Linked DNA regions of Homo sapiens: regions 1 and 3 are each linked to region 2. Evidence: chromatin loops called from intact Hi-C (ENCODE). Cell type or tissue: endothelial cell of umbilical vein. All regions are shown on one strand. Links, peaks and the distances in the headings refer to the core of each region. The heading gives the core; the rest is flanking DNA.

Region 1 (8,065 bases), core at 1,598-5,597, 110 kb before region 2:
GTCTCGAACTCCTGACCTCAAGTGATCCACCCACCTCGGCCTCCCAAAGCGCTGGGATTACCAGCATGAGCCATCGTGCCCAGCCACATTCTTGTAGATATAGTGGATGCCTAGATGTTTTGGGAGACCACTCTGGGACTGTCATGGCGTTGAGGGTTTCTGTGTGCATGTGGCCCGTCATAGACCTTAGTTTCACATCATTCCCAAGCGCTAATGATCAGCCCAAACTCAGCCATGTCCATTTGCAAGGGGCTTGGGTCTGAGCGACAGTCACAAGTTTGGGCTCTCTGTGTGTCCCTTCTCATTTTCATGTTTTCCCAAGCCAAGGCTTCTCTTTAAGAATTCTTCAGCAGCACATAGGGACCAGGTCAAAGAGGTCTGGGGCCAGTAGGAAATGGAACTGTGCTAAATTTTGATAAACAGTTTCAGAAAATGAATTGAGAAGCACTACCAATCTGTGTTACTATGAGAGCTCAGACTCTCTAATCAAAGTTGGATGCTTTCAGGCGATTACATCTCCAAAACTTGTGCCGTATCTTGAATAGATATCCATGAACACAGGCAGAGGGCACTTTCACAAATGCAATCTGTATGTCTTTATATCCAAAATAAATTTCCAGAGAATGAAACAGAAAAAAAATTATTTACCTATGTATTTATTTATGGCCCAGAACCCCTCTAAACAAGGAAAGTGTACACAAGAATACAGGTTTAGGATATAGTGTAGCATGGTACAACAGCTCAGCGTTGTGAGCCTATGAAGCCCATCTGCTGTGGTAGACTGCTGCTGGCTTCACCATGCAGGTAGAAGTTGCAAATAACTTGTGCAACTGGGCAAAAGTTATTTAACTCCAACCTAGATTACTGCGTATGTAAAATGGCAATAAACACAGAACAATAGCTCCTGAGGTTATTGTGAGGATGAAAGGATATGTTTTACTGAAGCATTTAATGCAACGTCTGGCAGACACAGTAAGTGCTCAGAAGATGTTAGCTGCTATTGTTACTATCCTTGTTTGTCATTTGGAGGAGCTTAGAGAATGAAGAATGAAGACAGTATATTATAGAGCAAAGAGGGACATGCGCCTTGCTTGGCATGTGTTCCCACTGGTCACTCCTGGTCACTGAGAAGGGAAGCCAAACTTGACCTCTAGCACCAGTGTCAGAAGCAGAATCTCAGCATTCATCATGAAGATGTGCTCCATGAAGGGGAAGCCCCTCACCAGGCTCGGTGTGTGCTAAACTCACCTAGAGGCGTTTTACAGGGAGCCAGGGGCCCACCTTGACCATCGCCTCCTCAAGGAGAAGGGCAGTGGCTTGCAGTGCCACCTGCCTCCTGCTGGGCAGCACGCCTCTGTACCCCACACTGTGCAAAAGAAAGAACAGAACAGACAGAAGCTTGAAACCAGCAGGATGACAGAAGCTCTGCATAGAGGGGAATCAGGATCATTTTCCAAAAGGAGAATTTCTCTCTGTGAAAAGATAAAGACTGGTGTTTAGAAAATATATTACCTCCTCAATAAATGATCACTCTTATTGTCCTGGTTTTTATTTTGTTTTTGTTAAGGGAATCCTGGATTAATACAATAGCAAATAAGAAGAAATAAAAGAAGAAATATTTCTTCTTAATGATAAGCCTACCTAATGTGTAAAAGTTCTAGTTTAAAGTGATACAGTTATAAAATTGTTTTTCTGGTGAACCATTATAAGGCCAAGACCAGGCTTTGTCAATAATTTTTCATCCTTAAGACATTTTCTGAATGTGATTATCCTCAATGTTAACTATTTCATGACTATATTGCTACTTCGCCCTGTGGCTGAGGACTGATCTCTTTTGGGCCTCCGTTTGGTCTAATTACAGTTAATAATCCTTGTTGGACAACTGAAACATCTGAAACATTCTTTTTTTTTTTTTTTTTTTTTTTTGAGACGGAGTCTCGCGCTATCCTCCAGGCTGGAGTGCAGTGGTGCAATCTCAGTTCACTGCAACCTCCACCTCCCAGGTTCAAGCAATTCTTATGCCTCAGCCTCCCGAGTAGCTGGGATTACAGGCACCTGACACCACGCCCGGCTAATTTTTGTATTTTTAGTAGAGATGGGGTTTTGCCATGTTGGTCAGGCTGGTCTCCAACTCCTGGCCTCAGGTGTTCCGCCCACCTCGACCTCCCAAAATGCTGGGATTGCAGGTGTGAGCCACCACACCTGGCCTGAAACATTATTTAATAGCAGAATGATTCCATAAATTGTGGCCTATCCACACTATGGAATACTCTAAAGACACCAAACAAAATGAAATAGATCATCAGGTATTGACACTGACGGTGCCCGAAGTTATGCTTTAATGAAAAACAAAACAAATTACACTTCCTCTGCCTTCTACACACACACACCCCTATTTATGCATGAATGTGTATAGGTATATGCATATAAATGCATGGAAAAGGAATGGAATGAGACATATTCAACTGTTTAATGGTGAGTTTCTTAGGGAGCAAAGTTGGGGAGGTGTTTAGTTTGGGGAGGGAGGTGAAGGGAGATTTTAAAATGTTTGTGTATTTCATTGGACTCTTTTGCAAGAAGACTGTAGTCACGCAATCTGTGGTTAATAAACCAAGATATTAAACATATTAATACTGGTCACTTCCGCACAGAGCAATGGTGAGGGCTGATGGGGTACTGAGGCCTTTTGAGGCCCTCCGAGGAAAGACAAGAAGCATACATTTCTTTAGGAGAAGCATGAATGGCCCCTCCTAAAGAGGCCAACTGATGGCAGGAATCTTGGTGATTAGTAGAGATGATCAGTTCCAGGAGTAGTCAGAGCTCCAGTGTGAGGGAAAGTGAAAGTAAATAATTTCTCAAAGTAAACAGATTAAATTAAATGCATTTTTCATTCACTAGAAAAGAGAGCAGGCCCTCCTTTGTTTTATTAATATATTTTAGTAGAGTATGGATTTTTTGTCTTTTTTGGCCTCTTTCCCTTGTTCCCACTGGCCCGTGCTGTCTTTTTATTTGAATTATCTGTTTATTATATTAGGTTAAGAACCCAAAGGCCATTTTGCATGGGACACACTATAAATACCCATTATCATGGTTATATATTATGGAGCTGATGAAGGAAGACAATTTATGAAGAAATGAGATTATCTCAGTTCTTGTATAATCTGTTGTATCGTAGTCTGAAGACTACATATGCAGTTAAGAAAACGAACCGCATCTTGCAGTTGGCAGTTGTCTCAGTCCTGACTGCACAGCTGTGATATTAGGGAGAACTAAAATGTGTAAGCCAATCTATTTATGTCAGCAATCCTCCCCCTCCCTCCCCATTCATACACACCTATTTCATTCATCATTTTGACAGTTTGCACAAGCAAACCGTCCTAATTTTTTTTCAAGAGCTCTTTTCACAAATTGAGTGTGATGTAGAATTAATCATACCCGTTAGGCAGGAGGTGGAGGACTTTATTGCTAGAGGGCATTTTTCACCCCCAGCATTCAGCTTCCTCCATATTGCATCACAGAGAATTCTCAACCACCCTCAGCCTTCCCTCATCCCACAGGGGCACAGCGTTCTCAGCTGCCTTCAACTCAGTGAAGTTTGGCTCTTACTTCTGCGTTGAAAATATTTCTTTCATGTATTACAACTTTTTTCCATTTTCATCACAGCAAGCCATCATTATACTTCTTGTTATTTGGCCTTCTTGGGAAATCCCCTCCTGCCCATTCTTCCCCCTCCCCTTCCACTCCCCGCCCCCTCCCAGATCTTTCAAAACAAAAGTACTTAGAAACAAAGATATTTTAAGACATCAGCTTCAAATGGAAAGTACTACTTATGACGCTTCCCACTGAGGAAGTGGCAGGCGCCTTATTGGTTGTGCTCCTGCATTTTACTTAGAAGTTTTCTAGAATAATGCAACAGAGGAGAAGGGTAAAGAAGTTCTAGTTTGCAACGGTGACAATTGAGAAAACTTTGGTGCACATTTTTTCCTATAGACTTGCAACTTGAGTTTTGTGTGTAAAAATGTATGCCTTATGCCAACCAGTGTTTTTACACATGGAGGAAAAAAAAATCCCACCTAATCGCAGTTAACCATTTAAGCTTAAAATTCTGGCTCTCAACGCCTATGCGAGTTGTCCTTTCCTTCCTTATTACAAAAGAGGACAATCTGAAAACTATAGTCCAGACTTAAAATTGTGAAGACACCGTTAGATAAATATGTACTGCTTTGCTCTGTGGCACTTCAAAAATTATATAGACTCTGACAGTTTAGTGGAAGGAGTAGTCTTTATATCTCAAAAGCATGTAGGTAGCCCTGACAAATATTAGTTACATAAGCCTAATAGTAGCTATACTCAAACCAACACAAAGTTGCTTTAAAAGAGAGAAACTTCCTAAACCTGTTCTCATGCCTGCAGACGCTTAAGGAATTGGATCTGAACTGTAATTTTCAGCCCAAACTTTCAATAGCATGAAAACCTCACTTCTTCCATGAAAGAACTTTGAAGCAGAAATCAGAAACACATGCTCAGGTCCTGACTCAGTGGTGAACAAGCTGGGTGACTTTGGACAAATCATCTCCGCTCGAGGTGCAGATACTGACTTTCATGGTCCTATGCAAAGCTAGGAGATTAGGACCTTTAAGTTATTTTATGATTCCACACTTTAGCTTCCTTTCTCCCATATGACATTATTTCTGCCCTTATTTTCACCTGAGTCGTGTCCAAATAGTCCCTCACATTTTTATAAGCGATGAAAACATTGCTTTTATATTTTTTACTCTACTGTTTCTGTTTCTTGGAATAGAGATCAATGTCCCTATTTTATGGTTTTGTGGTGACTGCAGTGCTGAAAGCCTTGAGAAACGCCACAAGCAGAGCCCAGGAATGACAATGGAATGCTGAGAAAGGAGGCAAAATTAAGATTTTGTAGGCTCCTGTATGAATTTTAAAATTTTTGGGGGTTCTTATAAGATTTTTCCTCTATATTCCTAGTAAAATAATTGGAATTTAGTAAAAATCATTGAAGAATTTTTTTGGTTACATAAACAAAACCTTAATACCCTTAAATTTTAAAGAAAATTGTGTACAGAAGCCATTGTTTATTCTTTTTGGACATGTAGACATTTATTCACTCATTGATTTATTCAATATTTTTACTATATATATAGTTATCACATGTTGTATGTGTATATATATATATGTATGAAGATATCCAGAGAAGCTATGTTCAAGGAACTCACAGTCTGTTAGAGAAAATAAGATTATTTCACGAATCTTAATACAGGAAAGATATGTGACATAACAGTAGGGCAGCAAAGGAGTGGTGGAGGTTAAGAGAAGGGGGAGGTGATTGTGAGTCGGGTGTAATGACAATGAGACTTTGCATGTCTCTGAGCAGGACTTGAAATATTAGTTGGATTAGTGAGTGAATGAAAATGAGACACGCTATCCACCACCATCTTCCTGTGAAGCATGAAGTGACTTTTAGTGTCGTGGAAACCATGAAGCAGTGAGCCACCTCTCTGAGTGGGATTTACTTGGTAGGCAGCAAGAGGGAAGGAAGAACTTAGGGTGGCTGAAAAATCATCACGAACCAAAACAAAGCATTGCTGTGAGGTCCAAATATCCCAGTCACTGTTTTGCTTGCTTTGTTAAATATATTATGGCGTAGAGGAAAGAAGATGAGCTTTGGTGCCAGAAGGATCTAGATTCAAACTCTAGTTCTAGTATTATTTAGCTCTCTGTGTGTCAGGGTCCTCATCAGTATTGAGAATATTACCTATCTGAATGAGCTATTATGAGCATTTAGTAAAATGACTGTCATTTCTATTAGCTTTGTGATCAGGCCTTAGTTTTCTCATCTGTAAAATGGGAATAAAAATGATAAGTATGACGAAAAGATGGCATGAGATAGTGCATGTAAAATGCCCAGTTTCCTTCCTGTTAGGTAGTCAGTGCTTGATAAATCTAGGCCATTAGTAATAGCAGTACTGGTAACCTATTTATACCTTTGGTAGATACAATCAGCATTTAGATAATCATCTATATTTCTGTATACACATTTCTATGGTAATATTTCCATATTATTTGTCTTATTTAGCATTAAAACTCCCTGTTGGATATGGATTCTTATTTCTCCGTTATGTGGATCAGGAAACTCAGCTCAGAGAGGTGAACTGCAGGCAGTATTTCAGTCAGGGTGGAATCAGGCATGTTCTTTGATGACAGCAAAATTCAGGTGCCGATTCTATGAGCAGGAATCCCACCGTCTTCCTAAAATATTGCTCCAGGGTTGCAGGAGGAGCTGGGGGTCACGTCTACCATGTGTTGGTTTTGTCATGGAAAGAGCCAGATGAACCTAAGTTTGAATCCTGATTCTGCCTTTGATTACCCATGTCTTTTCAGGAAAATCAATTTAATCTCTCCAAGCTTCAGGTTCCTTACCTGGAAAACAGGCCTTGTGTTACTTACTTTATAAGGTTGTTGGGGAGATTAAAAAATTCAAATGAGAAAATGTATGTCAAGGACCTGTCACTTGGAAACTCATGAAATAGTTAACTGCTGTTTCTTAGTTGGCAGAGACCCGAGTTTAGAGATCTTCTAGCCCTCATTGCCTGGGATGCTTCACAGAATACGAATTCTTGATAGGTGTTAGGTGAGGAAAGGTTCTGTAGCTAAATAAGCTTGGGAAAGATAGATGAAACAAAACTGAATGAGGATCTTTTCTGCGGAACTTTTTTTAGAGACAGAGTCTCGCTCTGTTGCCCAGGCTGGAGTGCAGTGGTGCGATCACGGCTCACTGCTTTGAACTCCCTAATATTTAATTTTCTTGCAGAGATGATGTCTCTCTATGCGGCCCGGGCTGGTCTAGCGTCAAACTCCTGGCCTCAAGTGATCCTCCCACTTCAATCTCCCAAAGTGCTGGGGTTACAGGCATGAGCTACTGCGCCCCACCCCCGCAGAACTTATTTAATGGCTAGTGGATGATGTCTTCTAGAGTGGGATGTTGCAGGAGCGTTGCTTAAGTTCCTTTGACTACGGAATTCTCTCTAGTGGATCATGTCAGGTGACAGATGTCCCATGGTTTACACATTGAGACCTGGTGGTTAAGTCAAGCGTCTCCCTTTGATAGATGAGGACACTGTGGACAAAGGGTTAAGCAGAGAAGATATGCAGGACGGCCCAGCACCAAGCTCGTCTGCCATCCTCACTCCTCCTGCATTCATACGGCTTTGGGTTATCAGGGCTCTTTGCCTACCATTGCTCTAGTGCCTGCTGCTGGTCCTAAGAGGGTCCAAGTATCGGATGGAGTGTCTAGATACGACAAAGGACGGAAAGAAATTCTAGAGGCATCTAGTTGTAAAACATACAGGAAATGACAAAAGGGAGATTCAGAGCGGGATGGCCACCCCACAGCAAGCCGGCCAATAAATCCCAATTGTGGCTTCTTGTTAGGACTGAGTCCACGAGAGGAGGACATCGAATTGTACACTTGCAACCACAGTCTGAAGCTAAAGAGACTAAGGAGAGGTTGCCTCTTAATATTGCGAACTGCCACCCAGTCACATAGCCATTTGCAGCCTGTCCATATTTTACTGAGATGAGCAATTACATGTCCTGTAATGGCAATGAAGCAATAAAATTTATGTCTTGTCATCTTTAACAAGATTAGACATAACCCTACTCATAAATGTAATACTGAGTGGAGATTTTTAAGAACATAAGTATAGTTAAGGATCCTTGAGTTTATCCCTCATAGTTAATTAAAATCCTCCCCAAGAATCGGCAGATGATAGATATAAGGACATTGAACCTTTTAATCCATGGAAGGGTGAACTAATGATTTTTCCGTACCTTGCTCAGCTTCAGTGGGGTCTGTGCCTCACTGCATTTGTACCATATAGATTTCAGAAGAGCAGCGAAGGGAGTGACTCCGATCCCCGCGGCAACGCACACACACACTGGGTAGTGAAATACATCTGTCAGGGCAGTTCCAAAGGGCCCGTCCACTGCCAGCCTGGAATCATAGAGGAATGCAGCCTATTTGACCTTCAGAACACCTTGCTCG
Region 2 (8,065 bases), core at 1,735-5,734:
TCCATTAGGAAGGCTACCTTCAAAAGGACAGAAAATAATAAGTGTTCGCAAGGATGTAGAGAAATTGAAACTCTTATGTACTGTGGGTGAAAATGTAAAATGGTGCAGCCATTATGGAAAGCAGTGTGAAACTTCCTCAAAAAAATCAAAAATAGAATTATCATATGATCCAACAATCTTACTTCTAGGTATATATCCAAAGAAATTGAAAGAATGATTTCACAGAGATATTTGTGCAACATTTTCATTGTAGCACCATTTACAATAGCCAAGAGGTAGAAGCAGTCCAAATGTTCGTCAATGGATGAATGGGCAAATAAAATGTGGTATATACACAGAATGGACTATTATTCAGCATTAAAAGGAGAAAATTTAAAAAGCACAAATACTGTATAATTCCACTCATATGAGGCATTTAAGATAGTCAAAAGCATAGAAAGAAAGTAAAATGGTGGTTGCCAAGGGTTGAGGGAAAAGGTGTTTAATGGGTAAAGTTTCAGTTTTGCAAGATGAAAAGTGCTACAGATATATTGCACAACAATGGGAATGTACTTAAGACCACAGAACTATACACTTAAATGGTTAAGATGGTAAATGTAATCGCATGTGCTTTTTACCGCGATAAAAAATATTCAAGGAAGAAAGGTTATCTACTGATTAGTACCTAATCACCATTGCCACTTGAAAATCCAAGACAAGAATTAGCAATATATTTTTATCTTAGTTGACAGTAGGATCTTGGATAATTAATATTTGTTGGTGGTTTATTTTTAGGGACAAGAAACATCATTATAGATGCTTCTCCTGTATCATCTCTCTTTCAAACAACTGATATTTGATGGTGTATCTAAATTCATTCCTTTTGGTATGATATGGCTTTCTTTTGGCATTGGTGGTATTTTAATGGGCAAAATAAGTAATAAGGCACTTGTTATTTAAAAATTAGAAGTGAGCATTCTAGTCATCCATTTCTTCAAATTTTCTAAGCTCTACCCTTCTTCCAAGTTAGGTCACCCAAATGCTATATGCCTGGAGAATATTAGTGTTTCCCTTTCTGTAGAAGTGGTTCGACAAATTCCCAATACATTAACATGTTTTTGACCTTTATCCAGGGTCAATCTAAGAAATGGCTTTATGAAGAATACCTCTCTATCATTTGTAAAATTGCTATTAAACACAATGTTAATTTATGTTTCTTATAAAACACACTTGCATTCAATCTCTCTGATTTTTTTTATTTTTTATTTTTTAGTTTGGGAATGTTTGTCTATTTTTCTTATGTGACTATATTCTTCATTTATTATAAAATGAGAATGATATCACCCATTCTGTTTTCTCTTTACCTAGCCTCTAGGAAATCCAGAGTCTATGTTTATATGAAATTTAATAATTATTTAGCCCAGATTTCTGGCATCATTACCAACATCATCACTATTAAGCATTACATCATTGCTTTGTATTTCTTTGTGAATGAACTTTAATCCTGTTACGGATTTAACTGTAATTTCTGAGCTTGTATTCCTTATCAAACAGCAGGGAAGTCTCCCAATTTGTCATTGGAAGGCTTTTCACTTCTGTGCTATTACCTATTGAAGCATTTCTCAAATGTTTAAAAACTGTCCCTAAAGGCAGAAAGAATGAATGAAAATCCTGAAGGGGTTTGGGAGTGTATCTCAAGTAGCTCAGTGCTGGCATAATATTTCTTTGTATTTTATGTTTTATCTCCTCCAAAAACACATCTGCATTTTTTAGAGATAAAAAGATAATTTTTAAATCACTTATCAGTCAACATACTTACCTTTTCCTTTTTAAATCTTTGAGTAAAATTAATACTCAAGGTAGATGTACTATTTTTATCTTGTGACTTTGAAACCCCTTTGATTCCTGACACTAAATGTAACACAAGAGAGACATTGAGAGCTGAAAGTAAACCTGCAAATAACCTTTCCCAATCCCTTCATTTCCTGTGTAATGAAACTTGGGTACAGAAAAGTTCAACCAAGATCTCCCAGAATAGATTTTGTTTCTGGTCTCCTGGGCCAAAGGACTTCCTGTTACATCACATGCCTCATTCTATGGCCTTGCAGCCTAATGAATCATACAAGAAGGCAGGATCAGATGATCTGCAGCTCCCTTTCCAGCCCTACTATTTTGTTTTTGTGCTTCTGAAAGCCATGACTACACTGAGCTCAATAATATAAGTGGAGTTAAAAATAATTAAAGACGTCAATAGCTGTCATGAAGATGCCCAATATTGTGTAAAGTAGTTTGCATCCTAAACACACGACTCACATGAGAATATTTTGAAGGATGCAGCAATGCTCCTAGAACACTCTGTACACAGAGGTGGGTGAAAGTTTGCATTTAAATTTCAACGTTCTGTTCACCTCTATTTTTATATCAGAATGTAAATGTCACAAAGACAGATATCATCAACAGGGGGATATTGTTTGTACGTATCAGTTTCTGGATATAGATTCAGGTCCCTGAGTTATTATTCTTTAGTTAGTGCTGTCCAATAGAGCTTTCTGGGGTCATGAAATGTTTAATATCTGCTCTGTACAGTATGGTGGCCACGAGCCTCATGCGGCTATTGAACACATGAAATGTGGCTAGTGCAACCAAAGATCTGAATTTTATTATTTATTTATTTATTTTTATTTACTTATTATTATTATTATTTTTTGAGGTGGAGTCTTGTCTTGCTCTGTTACCCAGGATGGAGTGCAGTGGCACGATCTCGGCTCACTGAAACCTCCGCTTCCTGGGTTCAAGTGATTCTCCTGCCTCAGCCTCCCAAGTAGCTGGGACCACAGGCGCCTGCCACCTCACCCAGCTAATTTTTGTATTTTTAATAGAGACAGGGTTTCATCATGTTGACCCGGCTGGTCTCCAACTCCTGACCTCAAGTGATCCACCCGCCTAGGCCTCCCAAAGCGCTGGGATTACAGGATGAGCCACTGCACCTGGCCTGAAGATCTGAATCTTAAAAGTTAAGTGTAATAAATGTAAATAGCACATATGGCTTCTGGTGACTGTATTGGACAGTGCAGCCTCTGGGTCTTATAAAAGAGGAGAGATATAGAATTGGAGGAATGAGGTGATCAACTTTCAAAACACAGATACGAAGAACAGGCAAGTCATTTTCTTTTACTTCAAGTCTTTCCAAAGATATCAAATTAATCATTGTTAATCATATTAAGAAATATCTCAGGAGAGGAAAAATATTTATCTTTTTCTTAAAAAAAAGACAATTTAGTGACAGTCATAAAATTAACTGCTTTAAAACGGGGGAAAAAAGTGAACACTAATGCCATCTTGTGGATTCTGGATGCTGGGACATGCTCAGGTTTTGTGAACGTGTGTTCAGTGACAAGCCATGAAGTCCAGAGAGTAGTCACATTTGCCTTTCAGTTATATATTTTGAATGTGTTTGCATGAATTATAGCCAGAGGGCTTCAAAGAATATCCACACATTAAAAATCAATCTTGAAAAAATAAATAATCTTTTATTCTTGATTGACTTGAATGGCTGATAAAGGATGGGCAACTATCTGAATTCAGTAACAATGAGTTTTTGAAAAAAAAAATCATAGTTGGCGCCTGTTTGGGTTCATTTCTATAACAATAATTTAAAACATTTTCCCAATGTCTTCCTTTACCTCTTTAAAGTATCATGGAAAATAAAAAGGAGATACAAAAAAGTGCTTAGAAATTTTCAAGATCCTTGAATCAAAACAGAACTATCTTTCTATATTTTATATATCTGAAAATGTTTTTGATTGTCATGTATAGTTATATTTGCTTCATCACATACCAACACACACACACACACACACACACACACACACACACACACTCCTGCAGTTATTCAGTTCCCTTTTCTCATCTCATATTCCTGTCATTAAATGAGTTGTACGGCCCTCTAGGACAAGAACTCTGCCTTTGGTACCATAGTGCTTGTCAAATATTAAGTGTAATTTACACTTATTAATTGATTTGTCTTCTGGATCTCCTTCTGCTAAGGCTCTCACAGATACTCTCCTGGCACAAACAAGGATATAGGAATTGTTTTTATCCTATAAAATGCTTATCTGATAAAGTTAAAAGGTAATAAAAATGATTTTACATACATGATGGCGATAAGGAGGAAAAATCCTGCACGTGTAATTATGATGAGGCATAAGGAAGAAGAGATGATGATGTATACTTTTTTTCTTTCTATCTGGCCCAAAATGGTGCTGATGATTTGTATTGGAGACATCTTTTAAATATAGTATTAATAAATAGACTTTAAATTATTTGTTTGGAAATTTAAATGTCATCATTGTGTTAGGGTGTTCAATAAGCCTAAATTTGAAGGGAGGACATTGTAATTAATGATGAATTCAGAATTCTGAATTTAGAATTCTGGAAATTTAATCTAGAAAGTAATAAATCATGTGTATTGATGTATCCATGAGGCAGAGATTGAAGAGAGGAGAGGAGAGGAGGGACATCAGAAGCTCAAGCATCAAAAGATTATTTGTCTCCAAAAAAGAATTTATTGGTGCTATAAAGTGGAACAGGAAGACACAATACTGTTCTATAGAAAGAAATTGAGGATTTTGAACATATTGTGATGAACATAAAGTGCAATGTGTGCTGTAAAAGATAAAAACATCAAGTCTGAGGCAGCAAGTCCAATAGAAATGGATTAGGAAGAGTAGCTAAAGCTGTAATAAGAGACACGGTCATTTAGGTTCACCGGTGGAATCAGGAGAAAAGAGCTTCCTAGATCATTGACATAAAAAGAGACTAGAAGGCTTAGCTTTTGCTGGGAATAGGAGAACATATAGACCCAGAAAAAGATATCTGAGAAATAAGAGACAAATCAAGTGTAATTCTCAAGATATAGAGAAGACAGCAATATTAAAGATACTAAAGCTGACAATAATAAAGTTTACCATGTGAAAACCAGGATCATTTCAAATGAAAGGAGAGAGTTCTTTCCCTGCCTTATATCCTGTTTCAGGAATAAATTTATTTTCCAAACATAGGTCAATAAAATAATAGTAACAGATTTTAAAGGTTTGTACACCAAGAACTTAAAAGGAACATAACTTATATTGGGAGACATTCATGAAAGGAAACTCAATGTTAGTATATGTAAATTCATTTTTTTTCCTGCTGGAATAAAAGTAAAAATGGTAAAGGCAGTGAGGAAAATTTATCTTTATCATATATGTTTAAAAGAAAAAAATTAATCATTTCATTTATGGCAATATGGCAGACTAGATGATTTGAAAACTTACCTGCAACTAACATCTAGACATGTAGGATAACATATAACAAAAGTTATTCGAAATATAGAGCTGAATTTGAAAGAAAACATGATATAGTGGCCAGAAAGTAAGAAGGAAATGAAAATCACTCTAGTAAGTGTGAGCTGAAACTGTGTAACCCTGGAGTATTTGACTGTCACAGAAACACTTGTATAGAGATAAGAAAAATTGGGAGTTAGCAGGGAAGAGAGGTGGAATTGATATAGATTATAGCGTCATAAAGCCAAGACCCTTAAAGGGCTATGTGCTTAGTGAAACGTAATCTTAGAAAAGTTCTACATATCAGCTCCGAAAGATGATGAAGATGATTGTGTGTCTCAGACTCAACCCTGGGAATTAATAAACTTAGGCATAGCTTCACAGTGATTTGGGGACTGAATTTAGATTGTCTGTATTGTCTGGAAACCTCAAGTTAAGAGATGAACATAAAATGACTCTAGGCTGCTGATAGTCCTGGGACTCCTCGCAGAGAAAAAAATCACAAGGAATACTTTAAAAATCCAGATGATAAGATAGATATTTCATTGATAAAGATCCTATCAATCATCCAAATAATGAACTCACAATACAGTATTTCAAAACTCAAGACAAAATAGTCCACCATGTGCAAAAGTCAGCATATAAAATAAAGAATATTATACATTGAGACTTTGAGATAAAAGAATTGCAATATAAAATAAAATATCAAATAATTATGTTTAGTGTATATAGAGGTGTTAAAAATGTTAGAAAAGGAAATTAATAGATTTTCGTGAAATTAAAAATATACTATTTGAAATAAAAAATCTAATAGGTTACCCAGCTGAACATAAAATTAATAAACTATAAGATATATTTGAAGGAATTATTCAATGTTAAGCACAAAGATAAAGAGATGGAAAATACAAAAGAGAAGAGACATGGAGAACAGAATGGGAAGTTTCAACACCGTAAACAGGAGATGCAGAAGGAGAAATTATTGAGAATGGCAGAGAGGTAATATTTAAAGTTTAAAGACTTTCCTGGTTGAAGACTTTCCAGAATTGATGAAAGACATCAATCTTCAGATTTAAAGCATACAGTGAATTTCTAGCAGGATAAAAGGAATTTCATATCTAGAAAGAGTTTATTTAAAAAAGCAGAACACCAAAAAAAAAAAAACACCCTACAAATTCATACCGATTTAGATTGTCTTCACACTTCAATTGGCAACAAAAGCAAGCAGAAACAAAAGAAACAGGATTTCAAAGAACTGAGAAATAGCTTTCAACTAGATTTCTATACCCAGCTAAATTATGGTTTAAGTGTGAGATCAAAAAAAATTTTCAGACAAAAAAGACTAGGACAATTTAGACTTGGAACAAGACTGAAAGAAATATCGGGCCGGGCGCGGTGTCTCACGCCTGTAATCCCAGCACTTTGGGAGGCCGAGACAGGTGGATCATGAGGTCAGGAGATTGAGACCATCCTGGCTAACATGATGAAACCCCGTTTCTACTAAAAATACAAAAAATTAGCTGGGCGTGGTGGCGGGCACCTGCAGTCCCAGCTACACGGGAGGCTGAAGCAGGAGAATGGCGTGAACCCGGGAGGCGGAGCTTGCAGTAAGCCAAGATCGCACCACTGCACTCCAGCCTGGGCGGCAGAGCGAGACTCCGACACAAAAAATAAATAAAAAAAAATAAAAAATAAAAAATAAAAAAAAATAAAAATCAAAGAATGGAAATATAGAAAGAAGAATTGCATATTCAAAAGGAAGGTATGGCAATGATAAGTCAGCAAAATGTAAACATGAGTGAAATCATAAGAGGGTGATGATGATTATGTGATGATTACCGTACATGTTAAAATTTTAAGGTTAATCAATAAGAGAAAAGAAATAGAATGTATGTATGTGTGTTTGTGTGTATTTGCATAAAATAACCATTTTTCCTCCTAAAGAATTCAGAGCTACTCCTATAACAAAACAAACTGATATAATAGAAAAGTGACATGTTGCATTCTGTTTATATGACCATTATTACATTTTTTAAATTTTATTTTTATGTTTCAGATTGCGTCTTAAAAATGGAAACATTTCCCTACGTATGCAAAATAACATTATTACATTTAGTAATCATTCCATTATATCTCTTCATACCTGTTATATAATGAAATTTTGCTTACCTGTTACAAAAATGTTCTTTGGAGCTGATTTCATTTTTCCTAAGTAGAATCCAGTCCTTACATGATACCTGGTTATTTTTTTCCTAAAGTTTCTTTTCATCCACAATGGCCCCTTTGTCCTTGACACTGATTTCTTGAGGAAACCAGGCCAATCTCCCCGCATCGATTTGCTTATTGCAACTTTATGGGTTCTGATGATCTTGTTCTTTTTTTCATGTATTTACTGCAAACTGGAAGCTAGAAAAACAACTGGTGAGTTCAAGATAAGTCTTTTTTTTTTTTTTTTGCCTAGACTGTATTATCAATGATGTCATATATTTATTAAACTAATAAGCATATTAATAACTTGTTGGTCCACCTTAGCAATGGTTTAAAGGTGACAAGCTCTTCATTTTACAGATGTATTTTTCCTTGTGACTGTGTAGTGCTCTTTTGGTATCATAAATCTGTTTAGTTCCCCAGTAACAATTCACTTAATAATAATTGATAATCTTTGCCTGAATAAAAAGCTTCATTTTAGAAGTGATGGTTTCTAATCCAATAATTTCTTCTAAATATATTATTTGGCATTCTTCTAGAAAGTAGCACTTTTTGCT
Region 3 (8,065 bases), core at 1,598-5,597, 190 kb before region 2:
TCTTTCAGCAGTGTTTTGCAGTTTTCCATGTAGAGGTAGTTTGACTCTTTTGTTAGATATATTTCAAAGTATTTTATTTTATTTTTTGCAGCTGTTTTAAAAGGGGTTGAGGTTTTGATTTGATTCTCCACTTGGTTGCTGTTGATGTACGGAAGAGCTACTGATTTGTGTACGTTAATCTTGTATCTGAAAACTTTGCTGAATTCTCTTATCAGTTCTAGGAGCTTTCTGGAGGAATCCTTAGGGTTTTCAAGGTAAACGATCATATCATCAGCAAACATTGACAGTTTGACTTCCTCTTTACCAATTTGGATGTGCTTTCTTTCTTTCTCTTGTCTGATTTCTCTAGCTAGGACTTCCAGTACTATATTGAAGAGAAGTGATAAGAGTGGGCATCCTTGTCTTATTCCAGTTCTCAGAGGGAATGCTTTCAACTTTTCCCCATTCAGTATTATGTTGGCTGTGGGTTTGTCATAGATGGCTTTTATTACATTAAAGTATGTCTCTTATATACCGATTTTGCTGAGAGTTTTAATCATAAAGGATGCTGGATTTTGTCAAATGCCTTTTCTGCATCTATTGAGATGATCATGTGATTTTTGTTTTTAATTCTGTTTATGTGGTGTATCACATTTATTGACTTGTGTGTGTTAAACCATCCCTGCATCCCTGGTATGAAACCCAGTTGATCATGATGGACTATCTTTTTGATATGTTGTTGGATTCAGTTAGCTAGTACTTTAAGGATTTTAGCATCCATGTTCATCAAGGATATAGGTCTGTAGTTTTCTTTTTTGGTTATGTCCTTTCCTGATTTTGGTATTAGGGTGATGCTGGCTTTATAGAACGAATTAGGGAGGGTTGCTTCTTTCTCTATCTTGTGAAAAGGATCTCTGTCAAAAGGATTGGTACCGGCCGGGTGCAGTTGCTCACGCCTGTAATCTCAGCACTTTGGGAGGCCGAGGCAGGCAGATCACGAGGTCAGGAGATCGAGACCATCCTGGCTAACGTGGTGAAACCCCGTCTCTACTAAAAATACAAAAAATTAGCTGGGCATGGTTGTGGGTGCATGTAGTCCCAGCTACTTGGGAGGCTGAGGCAGCAGAATGGCATGAACCCGGAAGGCGGAGCTTGCAGTGAGCTGAGATCGCGCCAGTACACTCCAGCCTGGGTGACAGAGCGAGAGTCCGTCTCAAAAAAAAAAAAAGGATTGGTACCAATTTTTCTTTGAATATCTGGTAGAATTCTGCTGTGACTCCATCTGATCCTGGACGTTTTTTTGTTGGTAACTTTTAAATTACCATTTCAGTCTGTTCAGGGTGTCTAATTCTTCTGATTTAAGCTAGGAGGGTTGTATTTTTCCAGGAATTTATCCATCTCTTCTAGGTTTTCTAGTTTATGTGTGTAAAGGTGTTCATAGTAGCCTTGAATTATCTTTTTCTTTTCGGTGGTATCAGTTGTAATAATGTGAGATTATTTAGATCTTCTGTCTTCTTGGCTAATCTTGCTAATGGTCTATCAATTTTATTTGTCTTTTCAAAGAACCAGCTTTTTGTTTCATTTATCTTTTGTGTTTTTTTTTGTTTCAATTTCATTTAGTTCTGCTCTGATCTTGGTTACTTCCTTTCTTCTGCTGGGTTTGGGTTTGGTTTGATCTTGTTTCTCTAGTACCTTGAGGTGTGACCTTAGATTATCTGTTTGTGCTCTTTCAGACTTCTTGATTTAGGCATTTAGGGCTATGATCTTTCATCTTAGCACCACCTTAGCTATATCCCAGAGGTTTTGATAGGTGATGTCATTATTATCATTAAGTTCAAATAATTTTTAAATTTCCATCTTGATTTTGCTTTTGACCCAGTGCTCATTCAGGAACAGATTATTTAATATCCATGTATTTGCATTGTTTTGAAGGTTCCTTTTGGAGTTGATTTCCAGTTTTATCCCACTGTAGTCTGAGACAGTGCTTGATATAATTTCAATTTTCTTAAATTTATTAAGCTTTGTTTTATTGCCTATCATACGGTCTATCTTGGAGAAAGTTCTATGTGCTGTTGAATAGAATGTGTATTTTGTGGTTGTTGGATGGAAGTCTGTGAAGTCCATTTGTTTTAAGGTATAGTTTTAAGTCTATTGTTTCTTTGTTGACTTTCTGTCTTGATGACTTGTCTAGTGCTATCAGTGGAGTATTGGAGTCCCCACTATTATTGTGTTGCTGTCTCTCTTGTTTGTTAGGTCTGTTAGTAATTGCTTTATAAATTTGGGAGCTCCAGTATTAGGTGCATATATGTTTAGGATTGTGATATTTTCCTGTTGAACAAGGCCTTTTACCATTACGTCATATCCCTCTTTGTCTGTTTTAACCACTGTTGCTTTAAAGTTTGTTTTCTGTGATATAATAGCTACACCTGCTTGCTTTTGGTTTCCATTTGCATGAAATGCCTTTTTCCACCCCTATAAGTTTATGTGAATACTTAGGTGAGTCTCCTGAAGGCAGCAGATAGTTGGTTGGTGAGTTCTTATCCATTCTGCAGTTCTGTACCTTTTAAGTGGAGCTCTTAGGCCATTTACATTTAATGTTAGTATTGAAGGTACCATTGCATTCATCATGCTCTTTGTTGCTTGGGTACTTTGGTTTTTTGGTTTTTGTTTTTGCTTTTTAACTTGTATTTTTGTTTTATAGGTCCTGTGTGATTTATAGTTTAAAGAGGTTCTGTTTTGATGTGTTTCCAGGATTTGTTTCAAGATTTAGAGCTCCTTTTGGCAGTTCTTATAGTGGTTGGCTTGGTAATGGCAAATTCTCTCAGCATTTGTTTGTCTGAAAATGACTTTATCTTTCCTTCAGATATGATGCTTAGTTTTGCTTGGATACAAAATTCTTGGCTGATAATTGTTTTGTTTGAGGAGGCTGAAGATAGTCCCTTCTAGCTTATAGGGTTTCTGCTGAGAAATCTGCTGTTAATCTGATAGATTTTCCTTTATAGGCTACCTGGTGCTTCTGTCTCACAGCTCTTAAAATTCTTTCCTTTGTCTTAGCTTTGGATAACCTAATGACAATATGTCTAGGCAAAGATTTTTTTTTTTTTTTAAACAGTTTCACTTTTGTTGCCCAGGCTGGAGTGCAATGGTGCGATCTTGGTTCACCGCAACCTCCACCTCCCGGGTTCAAGTGATTCTTCTGCCTCAGCCTCCCAAGTGGTTGGGATTACAGGCATGTGCCACCACGCCCAGCTAATTTTATATTTTTAGTAGAGATGGGGTTTCTCCATGTTGGTCAGGCTGGTCTCAAACTCCCAATCTCAGGTGATCCACCCACCTCGGCCTCCAAAAGTGCTGGGATTACAAGCGTGAGCCCTCTGACTTTCAAATAGTCTGTCTTTGAGCTTACTATTTCTTTCTTCCAATTGACCAGTTCTGCTGTTGATGCTCTCTATTGCATTTTTTAATCTCATTAATTGTATTTTTTACCTCCAGGATTTGTTTGATTTTTAAAAAGTTATTTCAATCTCTCCCTTAAATTTCTCCGATAAATTTCTGAATTGATTCTCTGTGTTTTCTTGAAGTTTGTTGAGCTTCCTTAAAACAGCTATTTAAAATTCTTTGTCCAAGAGATTACACATTTCCATCACTTTCAGGGTCAGCTTCTGGCACCTTATTTTGTCTGTTTGGTGAGGTCATATTTCCTTGAACGTTCTTGATGCTTGTGACGTGTGACCATGTCTGAGCATTGAGGGATTAGGTATTCATTTTAGCCTTCACAAATTGGCCTTGTTTGTGCCTGTCCCTGTCAGAGGGCCTTCTAGGGATTTTAAGCAGACTGTCTTGGTTTTCCTGAGCCTGTGACCACTGTAGCTGTCTCAGCACTAGAGGACACTATAAGCTCAGGCTTACTCCAGGTCTTGTGAGGATTCCAAAGTTTGTGTGGCCTTCTGGCTCAGATGAGCCTGGTGAGGACCCAAGGAGGGTACTGGGGCTGAGTGGGAATACTGGCCAGTAAGTCCAGAAGACTGTCCTGATGGCTCAGATGGGTATGCCTCCCAGCAGGTCTCTGCACAGGTGATATAGGTCCCTGACTGCAGCTAGAGGGGCTGGATTTGAGACTGGGTCCCCTTGGGATCTGTTGTGAGAAGGAGACTGGCGGGCCTGTCTCATTGACTCAGGCATGCATCACACAGCAGGTCTTTGAAAAGCAACGTTCTTCCTTGTTACAACAGTATGGGCTGGAGCTGAGGCTGGGCCCCTTTGGGATCTGTTGTTAGCCACAAGTTCACTAAGTGCCCTGGTCATTGTGATTTGTACCATTAGCCTAATTCATCTGTTTTAGACTCCCAGGTCAACCCTACCCTTCTAGATTGACTTTGCTCCCCTTAGCCACAAATAACATCTTGCCTCATGGGGGAGGTACATCACCTATTAGCAGGAGCAAATAAGCTCTTAGAGATGGCCTGAGGAGCTTGCCTAAGCAAAAGCATGACTTTATGACATAGTATTTCTAGGATGACTGTATGTTCTGGTTTGCCTGTGACCATCTCAAGTTTATGTTTGTTGTCCAGGCATAATTATTAATAGTGCTCCAGTCATTGTCATTATTTGGATGAAATACGGTAACCCTACAATTTTCATCTGAGTAATGGGAATAAGATTGCCAACCCTTTTAAAAATTACACAGTAGTTCCTCCTTATCTGTGGTTTTGCTTTCTGTGGTTTCAGTTACTCATGGTCAACTGCAGTACAAAAACATTAAATGGAAAATTTCAGAAATAAACGAGTCATAAATTTTAAATCAAATGCTATTTTGAGAAGCACAATGAACTCTCATGCCATCCTGCTCTGTCCCACCCAGGTCCTTAATCATCCCTTTGTCCTGTGTATCCACCTGCCCATTACACTACCTACCTAGTTAGCCACTGACATCATGTGTTCCTGACATCCAACCATTGACATAGTCATGGCTTGATGATCCAGGATCACCCAAAGCAGACACTCTTCCTTCTGAAGGGTCATCAGAAAGTCAAATAGTTGCCTAATGCTGCATCACAATGCCTACTTCATTCACCTCATTTCATGTATCATGTAGGCATGTATCATCTCAAATTATCAGAAGAACAATGAGTACAGTGTAATAAGATATTTTGAGAGAGATAAAGAGAGCAAGCACATCCACATAACTTATTGTAGTATATTTTTGTAATTGTTCTATTTTATTATTTGATAATGTTAATCCCTTACTGTGCCTAATATATAAATTAAACTTTATTGTATGTATGTATGGAAAAAGTAGTATATATAGGATTTTATACTATTTATGGTTTCAGGCACGCACTGGGGCTCTGGAACATGTCCCCCATGGATAAGGGGAAACTACTATAATGCTATTTAGCAGATCAAATGAGATTATGTTTATGAAAATCTTTTAAAGGGATTTGAAGACAGCCTGCCCTGGCTGCATGAGGTGATGGCATTATTTGTTGTTGTTATTATCTGTTTTGGCTCATGCAGACGTATTAGTTCAAATTCCATTTTCTTGGTTATTGGATATTTTTTAGACTGTTGAGGTCAGGAAACAAGTTATCTTCAGCTTCGAGAGGTGTTATTATATATACGGTTTCATTAGCAGTAAAAAATCTCATTGTTTCAAGTAAACACTTCATTTAAAAATACAATTGATTTTTACGAAATAGAACCATACTACTACTACATTTTTTTTCCCCACTATTCATGCTGGACTTCTAAATGATAAAAAAGGAAAAAGATATATGAATAGAATTTTAATCACATGGTAAACAATAAAGCACCCATTATAGAAACAGCATAAATAAGAAACAAAACATAGACTACCTAACCCTGTATGTATGGTGTGTGTACGTTTGTGGGTAGTTTTAATGAAATTTAAGAAATGCAAACTTACTAAGTGTGCATTTTCCTGTACCTGTTAGTATTGAAATAGACAAATATGCTTAGCAAGAAAGGAAAAAAATTGGGGTGGGTAACCAATAAGTTGATAAATAAGGTCCCAAATAACTGAGAGTTTACTGTAGTTTAAGCAGTCACATTACTTCTTTTTAGCAAAACAGATAAACGATCACATCTGTAATTAAACTCTGGTCTGATTGCATTGCTATATCTAAGTGTTTGCCTCTGGTGTAATAATGTGCTTTCTCAAATGGGATTGCTTTTCTATTGCTCTTTATTCCTGAATGACCTGGTCTTTCCTGAACCAGGGAGAAAATGTGCTTTATAATGAAATAATGATTTCTTTCAAGGTTTAACAGTATTATTTGCTAAGTTATCTCTTTTAGGGTCTCTAATGATGCCTCCAGGCAGTGAAGGAGTTACTTTTCCTCAAGAAGAAAATTAAAAAATAGAAATGGAAATTTTCATAATGGAAAATTAAAAGTGTGAGTTCCTTAAAAGGAAGAAAAGCTTTTATGGATCTCACAGGAGGATTCTTGGTTACTCCACTAAGCAACTTCGCCTGACCATTTTTTTTTTTTAAGTAGTGAAATGTAATGTGTGTTCGAATGTCTTAGAAGTTCAAACTTTTAGCCTATATGTTCTGTTTGGCCTGAGGCACTAAGAAATAGTATGAAATTTCATATAGAAATATGGATTTTTGGCTTCCCTTTAAAAATTTTTTACATATCAACAAGTTAGCTGGCTGTCCTTCTATTGATGCCCTCATTAGAGGCATAGGGCATTTGTCAGTCCTTTGTCATGTCACTTAGCTAACAGACTTGGTCTTAAAGTTTGCAACTCTTAATCCATATTGTCATTCATTTAAAAAATTATACAGACATGTTATATGAAAAACTTTGCTCAAGGAGCTAAGCCAAGATGCACATGGCCTGTTACTTAAGGGATCTTATGGAATACCAGATCACTGATATGTTCAGTGGAACGCATTCCATGACACATGAGTTGAGATGTGTTCCAGATTTCTGCTTTGGAAGTTCACAATGCATGTTAGCATATTAAAGGCTTTGAAAGCCTCCAGTAATGAAACTGTTATATATTTAACCATTATTGAAGAAAAAAAGGGCTAGTTCTGGGGAACACACTTTGAGAAATGGTGATCTGTAGCTTGGCTGTAAATTAAAGGAGGCTATTAACATTTACATATTAATAAATATAGGAAATGAATCAGAGACCTAGAAGAGTCTCATACAAATATATTCACAGGGAAAAAATAACTGAATTCAAGACTCTTCATCTTCTATTTGGAATAAGGTCCATAAGGTATAAAAGCTCATATGCCTTTTTTTGTAAAACACTAATATTAGATGGAGCTTTATATTTTCTGTTTTTAAAAAATTACCATTTGCATAAAGAAATTTTCTAAAATTTAGTCATTATGGCAAGTGGGAAGATTAAGTAAATATGGACTGTTTTGAAGACTGATTCACTAATACATTCGTGTATTTCTTTAACACAGCCAAGTCCTTTGGATTTTACCTTGTAAATATCCCTACTATGCATACACTCCTCTCTAACTCACTGGCTCCCTATAGTGGCACTACTGTCATCTATCTCAGGGTGACTGAAGCACCTCCCAACTGTAATACATTTCTTACACTGTATCCAGATGAACTTTAAAAAATGAAAATCTGATGTTTCTTGAAAGCTTGGAATGGCTTCCAATTGCTCTTAAAGACCAAACTCCTTATGATATCTGCAAAGCCTCATGTGATCTGGGCCAGCTCTGTCTCCAGCCTCATCTAATTAAAAAAAAAAACCTGTTATTTTAGGTTCAGGGTTCATGTGAAGGTTTGTTATATAAGTAAACTTCTGTTGCAGCTGTTTGTTGTACAGATTATTTCATCACCCAGGTGTTAAACCTAGCACCCAATAGTTATTTTCTCCACTCTCAAGTAGACCTCAGTATCTGTTGTTCCCTTCTTTTTCTTCATGAGTTCTCATCATTTAGCTCCCACTTATAAGTGAGAACATGCGGTATTTGGATTTCTGTGTAAGTTTGCTAAGAAGCTATGTTAGTTTCTGTGTTAGTTTGCCTCCAGCTCCATCCATGTTCCCACAAAAGACATGATGTCATTCTTTTTATGGCTGCATA

Evidence for each region. Peaks named below come from ENCODE experiments on the same cell type or tissue, not always from the same donor. Only the 100,000 strongest peaks of a DNase experiment are listed, where the experiment ranks them.
Region 1: a loop joins it to region 2, with 2.5 times the contacts of the local background. A loop is called at or near these places in 3 of 110 quality-filtered maps.
Region 3: it touches region 2 in a loop (14-fold over the local background); 16 of 110 quality-filtered maps call a loop at or near these places.

What each region holds. Positions count from the first base shown.
Region 1 is chr6:155,414,843-155,422,907 of GRCh38, forward strand. NOX3 (NADPH oxidase 3) reads right to left here. Exons shown (of 14, transcript NM_015718.3): 10 at 7,852-8,014. Among named protein-coding and RNA genes, the nearest start is that of NOX3, 37 kb to the right of the region's middle. RefSeq lists enhancers at 3,460-3,609, 3,710-3,769. In endothelial cell of umbilical vein, for the core only: no CTCF peak of the experiment used is centred there; a DNase peak (open chromatin) is centred at 3,739; H3K27ac peaks cover 387 bases.
Region 2 is chr6:155,527,111-155,535,175 of GRCh38, forward strand. No RefSeq gene overlaps it. Among named protein-coding and RNA genes, the nearest start is that of NOX3, 75 kb to the left of the region's middle. In endothelial cell of umbilical vein, for the core only: a CTCF peak has its summit at 3,351 (motif pointing left); DNase peaks (open chromatin) are centred at 2,101 and 3,311; H3K27ac peaks cover 1,555 bases.
Region 3 is chr6:155,336,738-155,344,802 of GRCh38, forward strand. No RefSeq gene overlaps it. Among named protein-coding and RNA genes, the nearest start is that of TFB1M, 26 kb to the left of the region's middle. In endothelial cell of umbilical vein, for the core only: a CTCF peak has its summit at 3,867 (motif pointing right); no DNase peak of the experiment used is centred there.